Linked DNA regions of Homo sapiens: region 1 is linked to region 2. Evidence: chromatin contacts called from ENCODE Hi-C or POLR2A ChIA-PET data. All regions are on one chromosome and are shown on one strand. The core of a region is the stretch at or near the end of the contact, and the rest is flanking DNA. Distances in the headings are between cores, read along the strand shown. Region 1 overlaps THADA (THADA armadillo repeat containing). Region 2 has its middle 17 kb from the start of TRI-TAT2-1.

Region 1 (4,341 bases), core at 1,798-4,297, 560 kb before region 2:
TGGTAAAAAGCAAAACTGAGATTCAAGCCCAGGATCGTTTGAAGCTTTTGAGCTTGTGCAGTTAGCCACTGTAGTATACTGCTTCTCTGGATGAGGAAAAGGAATATTGTCAGGGGAGAAGGATTCTATCTGGGGCCTTCGGGTTGTGGGTAAAATGGGATTTGATGTCATCTATTTATTCATTCGACAACTGCTAATTGAACACCAGCTACGTGCCAGGCACTGTTCTGGGTGCTTGGACTATATCAGAGAACAGAAGAGACACATCCTTGCCCTCCAAGATTACTGCTCTCAGTGTACTTATATTCCAGCAGCAGGGAGACAGTAAGAAATGTTCAAGAAATAAACATTCAATAAAACATATCAGAACTTATTATAGTAAATATAATAGGTAAATTAGATAGTTTGTTAGAAGGTAATCGTTGCTGCGGACAAAGGAACAAGTAGAGTAGGCTAAGGGGAATCAGGAATAGATAGGAGAGGAGGGCAGTTGGCATGTCAGAATAGTCGTCATTGGAAACGTTTGAGCAAAATTCTATCACAAGACATGGGAAAACTTTCTTATTTTTTGAATAAAGGTAAAGGGTAGACATATTTTCTTCTGAAACTGTGCTGGCTGCAGACATTTGTAAGCAGGTATACCAACTGCATGTTTGAGACTATCTTTACCCATAGGAAAGTGCCAACAGAGTGGGCAGTAGTGGATAAACAAGGCCAGGAAGGATGCCATTACTTTAGAAACTTAAGAGCTCCCTAAAGCGAGGTGGTCATACTATAGATGCCAGGACTGCTGGGGACTCTGAAACCCTTTTCTTCTGGAATCACCGTGAATACCGTCAGTCTGTCATGGTTCTGATGAGCTTAGGCAAAGAGCAAAGTATCCATCATATTACTTCCTCTGCTTTCTGGTATGACCTTTACCTTAACCCTCTGGACCTGGGCCTTAGAGATGTAGAGTAAATGTGGAGAATGTTTATTCTTCTGCTTAGCAAATATTTATTGAGAAGTTAAGTACATACTATGTCAGGTACTGTGGAGGATACAAAGAAAATTTATAGCATATTCTCTGCTCTCAAGAAGCTTATGAGCTACCTGGAAAATAAACCATTGACACTGCAGACAATTACACAGAAATACGTGGCTACATGTTATGTGCACCAAGCATGTGGCCGAGATCACACATCTGAGAGGCAAGACCAGGATGGACTGGAGACATGAGAGAAGGCTTCAGGGGAACATTGGGCCTTGGGATAAACCTTGAAACTAGCTTTCTGTTTTTGAGGCAAGGGACATGGTATGAGCCCAGGCATGGAGGAGGGCATCAGAAAGTGTTTGCAGGAGGCAGTGAGTAAACCAGCCTGTTGTGTCAAGGAGAGAGGATGTGTGAATGGCAGGGTGGGTGCAGGTCAGCATGTGAGAGACCACAAATGCCGGGCCAAGCAGTTTGGGCTCTGTAGGCCTGTAGCCTTCAAAGTGGGGTTTGCAAGACAATAATATATGTGGAAGAATACGTTAGTGTGTTATTTCTTTTATCGCATCCTGTTTTATTATTATTATGGTTATTGTTAGAGACTAGGGTATCGCTATGGTGCATAGGCTGGCCTTGAGCTCCTAGGCTCAAGTGGTCCCCCTGCCTCAGCCTCCAGAGTAGATGGGACTACAGGTGTACCTGGCTTTTAGCTATTATTTTACATTTGATATGTAATGTACATAATGTATTAATAGAATAATATATAATTTCTAAGTTAATAAGTACACAAAAGCTGGGAGCATGTGCTCAGAAAGGTCCTTTCAGGTAGTAGGTAAGAGTGGACTCTGGAGCCAGCTTGTCTCCCTCTGGATCCTAGCTCTGCTGCTTACTAGCTGTGTTATTTTGGGTGAGTTACTTAATTTCTGTGCCTCCACTTCTTCTGTAAATGGGAAAATAAAATGACCTCATAGGGTGGCTGCGAAGATTAAATGAGTTAATATGCGGGAAGTGGGTAGCAAGGTCTCTGGTATATAGTAAATGCTCAGTAAATGTTAGTTGCTATTATTAATACTTGCTGCTACTGCCACCACCACTGCTACGGGCGGGGGGTGAGGGGGTTATGATTAAAAATGTAAGAATCACTGGTGTAGATGGTGAGTAAAAGACCTTGAGCTAAAGAAAAATGTGTTTAAAAAAATTAATGTTGTACATTGAAATAATACTGTAAAACATGAGGATTCCTATTGATGTGTGAGTGCATGAGACAAATAAGTCCATTTTCAGCAATTTTGACTTTATGTGTTATCATATTTCACAGAGAGGTTCCTCCGGTCAGTCACTGTGTTCTCTGCCTTCCTGTAGATCATGTTAAAGATTATAAGAGCTGAGATTAGCTCAAATTTTTAAGGGCAGAGTTCTTGCCTATCAGGTTGTTATTCCTTGCACCTGTTTTGTTTTGAATTACATCCTCTCCCTCAGATCCCACTGGAAACTTGAGGAATCAGTGTCTCACACTGTCTGAGACAAAGGACTCTTTTATCATGGGAAGGGAGAAATTTGAAGTTCATAAAGTGAAAGGAGATACAGGATCCTCCTAGATAGATTAATCTAGCACATTCCAAGTTTTTTTTTCATCTTGGAAGATATGCTTTCCATCCCCTGCGAGCCATTCCACTCTTACTGTCTGAGACTTCATATGACTGACGATAATTCTGAATATACTTTAAAAATTATGCAACACAACAAAACATCTCACCGTGGGTACACTGTCAGGCTTTTGTCATTTCCTAGAATCCCTGTAAAATATCTGATGGTATGTGGTCCCATAATGTGAAGGGATTTGTTTGGTGGTTCCCAACCAATAAAAATAGTATTATTTGTTGTTATTTGTTTTTAGTATATGCAAATGGAATAGGCCAAAAGTAAGACCTTTGTTTTTATTGGGATAGCATATTTGAGATTGCACGTTTATGTACTTGTGCTATAGCTCTTAGATATATTTATGGCACCCAACGTATTTGAGTTACTAAGGACACAGCTGACCATTTAAAAGCACTGTGGTTGAGTATAGCCAATTTGGCAGCCACCCCAGATGCCTGAAGTAAAATTGACACACAGGCTTAAAGGAAAGTTTAAATAAGTAATAAAACTCTTTTCCTATTTTAGACCATATTGTTGTTCATGACATTCTTGCATTTCTCTGTATTGCTACCCACTTCACCCTTTGCTTTTGTGGCAGGGCTTCTCAGCCTCGGCACTCTTGACATTCTTTGTTGTGGGTGTGTGCGTTGTGCAATGTGGTGTGTTTGGTAGCACCCCTCCTTCATTTGTGACAACAACAACCAAAAATGTCTCTAGACATTTCCCTATGTCCCCTAGGGAGGCAGGGGGCGGAGGCGGGGGCAAAATTGCCCCTAGTTGAGAACCTTTGTTCCATGGTACCTATGGATTTTCCCCATCATCCTGTGGGACAAGGTGTGATACAGCTCTTAAATACCAGCAACCACCAAAGAAACCATTCCTGACCCGGGCAGAAGTTGTGGCTCAGCATACTACAGTGAGCTGTGCATAGGCATTAATGAAAAGGTAGGGGGATACAAAACTCAGACTGGAGTCACTAAGGAGGCACTTTCCTTCCTCTCTTTCTGTCTTTCTACTGGAAAAGTGTTATGAACATATAAGCCAGCTCACTTTTAAAATCCTAGCTTCTTATAGCTTGCTTCATGTCCTTGTTCCAACCTGCCTCTCATCCACTTTCATAATGTATAGTTGAAACTGAATTCTGCCCTCCTCAGAGTCAGAGAGCATAACATTCTAGTTTCTGTTTACCTAAGGAAGCTTCGGAAAATGACACATAATTAAAATTTTCTCACTTCTTTACTTGAAACACTGATGAATTGCTAGGTACAGTTGCTGTCTGTTTCATTGATCCTCTCTTGGGTGGGGGACAAGAGGCTGTGTGAATGAATCTTCTCTAAAAACAGAGGTTCTACTGAAAACTTAACCCAGAACATAAAAATGTTTTCTTTGAGTTAAGCATAAAGCTTTGTCCATATTCCCAGATTCAGACCTCAGAAAGGAAACTCGTGGATAAATCTAACGGGTACTGAACATACATGACGGAGATAGTAATTATGCTTTTTTTTTTTTTTTTTGAGAGGAAATCTCACTCTGTAGCCCAGGCGAGAGTGCAGTGGCATGCTCTCGGCTCACTGCAACCTCTGCCTCCCGGGTTCAAGCAAATTCTCCTGCCTCAGCCTCCCGAGTAGCTGGAATTACAGGCACGCGCCACTGGCACCTGGCTAATTTTTTGTATGTTTTAGTAGAGATGGGGTTTCACCATGTTGGCCAGGCTGGTCTTGAACCCCCAA
Region 2 (4,921 bases), core at 269-2,768:
ACCCCTCCCTGAGAGAAAGAAGCCCTTGTCCCCAACTCACATTGGAACTCTGGGAAGAAGTGGCATCCCAGGCAGCTGCAAACCAACTCGGCCTCTGCCTCCAGCACCAGGGCTCCCCGGTAAGGGAGAGGCACCACTAAAGTTCAGCTTTCAAAGCCAACTTCCATTCCTGTGAGCCAGCAGCCCTACTGGGGCCATGGTGGCACAGCTAGGAGACTTGGTGGGGAGGAGGGGCCCAGGTGCAGGAGGGCTGGCCAGCCAGGGGCGCCACATGGGCTCTAGTCAGATCAGGAGGGACTGGACCATGAGTTTCATAAACTCAGCTTCTAGTATGATCAGTGGCCAGGAGGGACAGGGGACCTTGCTGGGTCTAGAGGACACCACACCCCAGGATCCCAACTCATGCCTCCTACCAGATGCCACACAAGCTGCCCTTGACTGTCTACAAAACCCCAACAGCACCACAGTGGGAGAAGCTGGGCAAAGCAGTCTGAGAACTAAGCATTTTATCCAAGAGAAATTAATAAGATCACTTAACAAGACCGGCTAAACTCTCTGGCCCCAGGATGTTCAAATCAAGTTGAAAATTTCATTGTTTTTCTCGCTTATCATCAGGCAGGGGTTGGAAGAAAGGCCAGATTCATTATAGACTCATAAATAAGGAAATTACCTTTTTTTTGCACAAATAAATTATAGAGTGAATTAAGTTTTCAACTCTGTTGCACACACAAAAATAGAGGAATTCCTGCTGCCCCACTGCAATGCTGGCTGACTTTTCCAACCAAAGACAAGGACCCAAGCCTTCTGGATCCCCAGTTCCCTCCTCCAGGTGGTGGGGGACACCGTTGTGGCAGAGAGAGGTAAGGTCCCCCTTCAGCCTAAGTGGTCACATTAGCCCTCTTGGGCTCATGCACCAGATCCTGCTCTCCTGGCTTATCTGTGTTTCTTTGAGGGGAGGAATGAGATTTTCATTTTCTTTCCAGGCCCTTCCCATTCAGGGCATTTCAGATCCCTCCTTCCCATGACCCCTGAAATGAATTGGGTGAAGAATGGTCCCCTGCCCTACACGCTGCATGTCTGGGAGAGGCCAGAGGTGGAGCCGGCACATGCAAAGGCAATGCTGCCACCTGCTGGCGCCACGAAGAGACACAGCAAAGGTGGGCAACCAAACCCCATTAGCCCTGGGGGAACTGCACAAGGATGTCTTGCAGCTGAATGGTACCTTTTTCCAATGCAGCTTCTTACCTGTTCCCTCATTTAGTCATCCAGTATGCCGGCTGGAACAAGAACATCATCCCATTTTATGGACGAGACAACTGACACCCATGAAAGGGCAGAATGCTGACTGAGGTCACATGTGTGGGGATGGCTTGAAGGCAATGCTCAGTCTCCTGCTTCCCAGCCAAGAGTTGTGTCCCCTCGTCAGTGCTCAGATGAGGTGTCTCAGAAAACGAGGGACCCCTATGAACAAGGTTTACGGGGCCATCCTCAACATCCAGGGAGGAAGAGTGAGGGCGGAGGGCACCAAGCAGTAATGCCCACCCTGCAGCTGGCTCAGGGCCTGATACACGTGTACAGCAACTCTGTTTCCCAAGGGTTCACACACCTTCCACACAGATTTTGTGGGTTTTTTTGTAGAGAAGGGGGTTTGTCCTGTTGCCCAGGCTGGTCTCGAACCCCTGGGCACAAGTGTGATGTTACTTTTCGATAAAGATCTGGAAGAGCTGACTCCTGCCCTAGGCCCGTGAGTCCTAATCTAAAAAACAGACGGTGAAAGAGGCAAGAGTCATCTTCCCAAATGGCAGCTGCAGGCGAAGTAGGTGGGGGGAACTCGCAGACGATGTTGTGTGGTCAGCAGGTGTGAGATGACCGGGCTGCATCCTCTCCCGCTGGGTGCTCAGCACTCGACTCTCCTCTTTGTTCCTGGCTCTTCCAGCCCAGGTCTTCATTTGGCGGAAACAGCCTGGAGGACAGAAAAAGTGCCTCTTCTCTGCCCGAGACCCTTCCCACGCGCACACGCCATGGGGAAGCAGCTCTTCCCTTTTCCCGACGTGGGAGATGACTGGGCCGGTGGGAAATCCCATGATTCCCCGGCAGCGGTCCATGTCCCTCCTGACAGCGGTCAGCGGTCAGCCTCACTTCCAGGACTCTGCATTGTCCCAAGCCTCCTCCTCTCCAGACCTTCTTCGCACCTCTCCCCGCGATTCTTGTCCTGGTAGGGTCCAGGAAACGCTGAAAGCTACGGATAGGCCCCCACGTTGCCCCGCAGGGTGCGGATGAAATCGCTGTCGGAGGCTGGTCCTGTGGCCGGCCCTGCCTGTCTCCTGGACCGAGAGGAGCCTTCTATGGCAGAGCCGCAGCGCCACCGTGTGGTAGAAGTCCGTCTGCACGGCCAGAAACGGCGGCTCAGAGCGGGCCCACAGAAATCCTTGTAATAGTCCACTGTCAAGGCCGGTGCTAGCGACACGGGAGTGGCAAATGCACCCTCTTGCCGTTCCCGGTGTTTGGGCCTTGCCTGTGACGGTGGGAAAAGAAAATGGCCTTGCTGTGCTACAACCGGGGCTGCGGTCAGCGCTTCGATCCTGAGATCAATTCCGATGATGCTTGCATATGCCACCCAGGTGTTCCAGTCTTTCACGATGCATTAAGGATTGGTCTTGATATAAGAGAAGAACAATTGATTTTTCTGATTTCTTAAGCATTGTAGGCTGTACAAAAGGTAGACATAATAGTGAGAAGCCACATGAGCCAGTCAAACCTGAAGTAAAGACTACTGAGAAGAAAGAACTATCTGAATTGAAACCCAAATTTCAGGAACACATCATTCAAGCCCCGAAGCCAGTAGAAGCAATCAAAAGGCCAAGCCCAGATGCACCAATGACAAATTTGGAATTAAAAATATCTGCCTCACCTGATAAACTTAAACTGTCATCAGGGAATGAAGAAGATAAGAAAGAAGAAGAGGCCAAGCGTGGTGGCTCACGCCTGTAATCCCATCACTTTGGGAGGCCGAGGCGGGCGGATCACAAGGTCAGAAGATCAAGACCATCCTGGCCAACATGGTGAAACCCCGTCTCTATTAAAAATACAAAATATTAGCCGGGCGTGGTGGTGCACACCTGTAGTCCCAGCTACTTGGGAGGCTGAGGCATGGGAATTGCTTGAACCTGGGAGGCAGAGGTTGCAGTGAGCCAAGATTGCACCACTGCACTCCAGCCTGGCAACAGAGCAAGACTCCACCAGAAAAAAAAAAAAAAAACAAAAAGAGAGCAACAAGACTGATGAAATTAAGATTGGGACCTCATGTAAGAATGGAGGGTGTTCAAAGACATATCGGGGTCTAGAGAGTCTAGAAGAAGTCTGTGTGTATCATTCTGGAGTACCTATTTTCCATGAGGGGATGAAATACTGGAGCTGTTGTAGAAGAAAAACTTCTGATTTTAATACATTCTTAGCCCAAGAGGGCTGTTCAACAGGGAAACACATATGGGCTAAAAAGGATGCTGGGGAAAATGTTCCACGTAGAGAGGACTGGCATCAGACTGAAGGTGAAGTTACCATTTCAGTATATGCTAAAAATTCACTTCCAGAACTTAGCCGAGTAGAAGTAAATAGCACGTTGTTAAATGTGCACATTGGATTTGAAGGAGAGAAGGGATTTCATCAAAATGTGAAATTATGGGGTGTGACTGATGTAAAGTGAAGTTATGTAACTATGACTGCAACAAAGATTGAGATCACTATGAGAAAAGCTGAACCGATGCAGTGGGCAAGCCTTGAACTGCCTGCAGCCAAAAAGCAGGAAAAACAAAAAGACAACACAACAGATTGAGCGGGACATGGGAGGAAGGCTATTACGTATTTCAGAATTCTTAATACTGTGTGAAGTGGTGACTTGCTGCTGTCATCTTTTGTTTTGTTGTTGTGTTACTCAATCGGGCATTTCAGGGTTAACATTAGGTTCTTAAAAGCCAAAGTCAGTTTGTCTTTTTGTGCCTCTCACCTTTCTTTTGTGTTATGTAAGATTGATTATTCGTTTCTCCTTACTGGTAGGAACCATAGTTGTGTCCTGTACTTGAAGAAGCTAGAAAATCTCCCATAACCATAATTGCAGTATTTCTTCGTATTTCTCTGTTAAGCAGAGAAATATTAAGAACATGATATTTACTTCTTTCTATTATTCCATAATTAGTAAAGGAAGATGAAGTGTCCATTTTTAATCAGTTTTTACATGGATTTATGTTCTTACATTATTTGAAAATATTTAAGAAAGAGATGAAGCTCTGCAGTTTTTTCTATGTGGGATGATTACTTTTTTAAGGAAGATTAATTCTGAGGTAGTGTAGTAAGTAAAGAGGAATATATAAATTGTTTAACAAATTAGAATTTGTTTACAACTAATTGAATTTTTAAATTACGTCAAAACTTACATTACTTGCCAAGCAGTATGATGTAAGAGTATAGGAAACATAAAATAAGAATACAGAGGTATCAATTTGGTTAAAATTCACCATTTTAGGCTGGGCACGGTGGCTCACGCCTGTAATCCCAGCACTTTGGGAGGTCGAGGTGGGAGGATCACAAGGTCAGGAGTTCGAGACCAGCCTGGCCAATATGGTGAACCCTCGTCTCTACTAAAAATACAAAAAAATTAGCTGGGCATGGTGGCACATGCCTGTAATCCCAGCTACTTGGAAGGCTGAGGCAGGAGAATTGCTTGAATCTGGGAGGCAGAGGTTGCAGTGAGCCGAGATCACGCCACTGAACTCCAGCCTGGGTGACAGAGCAAGATTCTGTCTAAAAAAAAAAAAAAAAAATTCACCATTTTATAAGACTAAGCAATAATCTTAAAAATCTCTTTCCTGAATATTTAAATGTGTTTCTATGGTGTTATGACTAAACTGTTAATTATTTAGAGATT

Evidence for each region. Hi-C counts contacts between places; a loop is a spot of excess contacts on that map. ChIA-PET counts read pairs that join two places held with the same protein, here RNA polymerase II (POLR2A). Pooled maps may share reads with other maps.
Region 1: a map of endothelial cell of hepatic sinusoid shows a loop between it and region 2 (8-fold over the local background). The contact joins two enhancer-like sites. A Hi-C loop is called at or near these places in 1 of 168 maps with a recorded cell type or tissue (endothelial cell of hepatic sinusoid) and 3 of 50 pooled maps. POLR2A ChIA-PET finds 5 or more read pairs at or near these places in 1 of 52 experiments (PC-9).

Annotation. Positions count from the first base shown.
Region 1 is chr2:43,386,682-43,391,022 of GRCh38, reverse strand. The region is part of intron 29 of THADA (THADA armadillo repeat containing); the gene reads left to right. Among named protein-coding and RNA genes, the nearest start is that of LINC01126, 160 kb to the right of the region's middle. Within about 2 kb of position 3,047, at least 3 of the 41 ENCODE cell types and tissues checked have a DNase peak (open chromatin) inside an H3K27ac peak, as active enhancers do.
Region 2 is chr2:42,825,233-42,830,153 of GRCh38, reverse strand. It overlaps the pseudogene CHORDC1P1. Among named protein-coding and RNA genes, the nearest start is that of TRI-TAT2-1, 17 kb to the right of the region's middle. Within about 2 kb of position 1,518, at least 7 of the 41 ENCODE cell types and tissues checked have a DNase peak (open chromatin) inside an H3K27ac peak, as active enhancers do.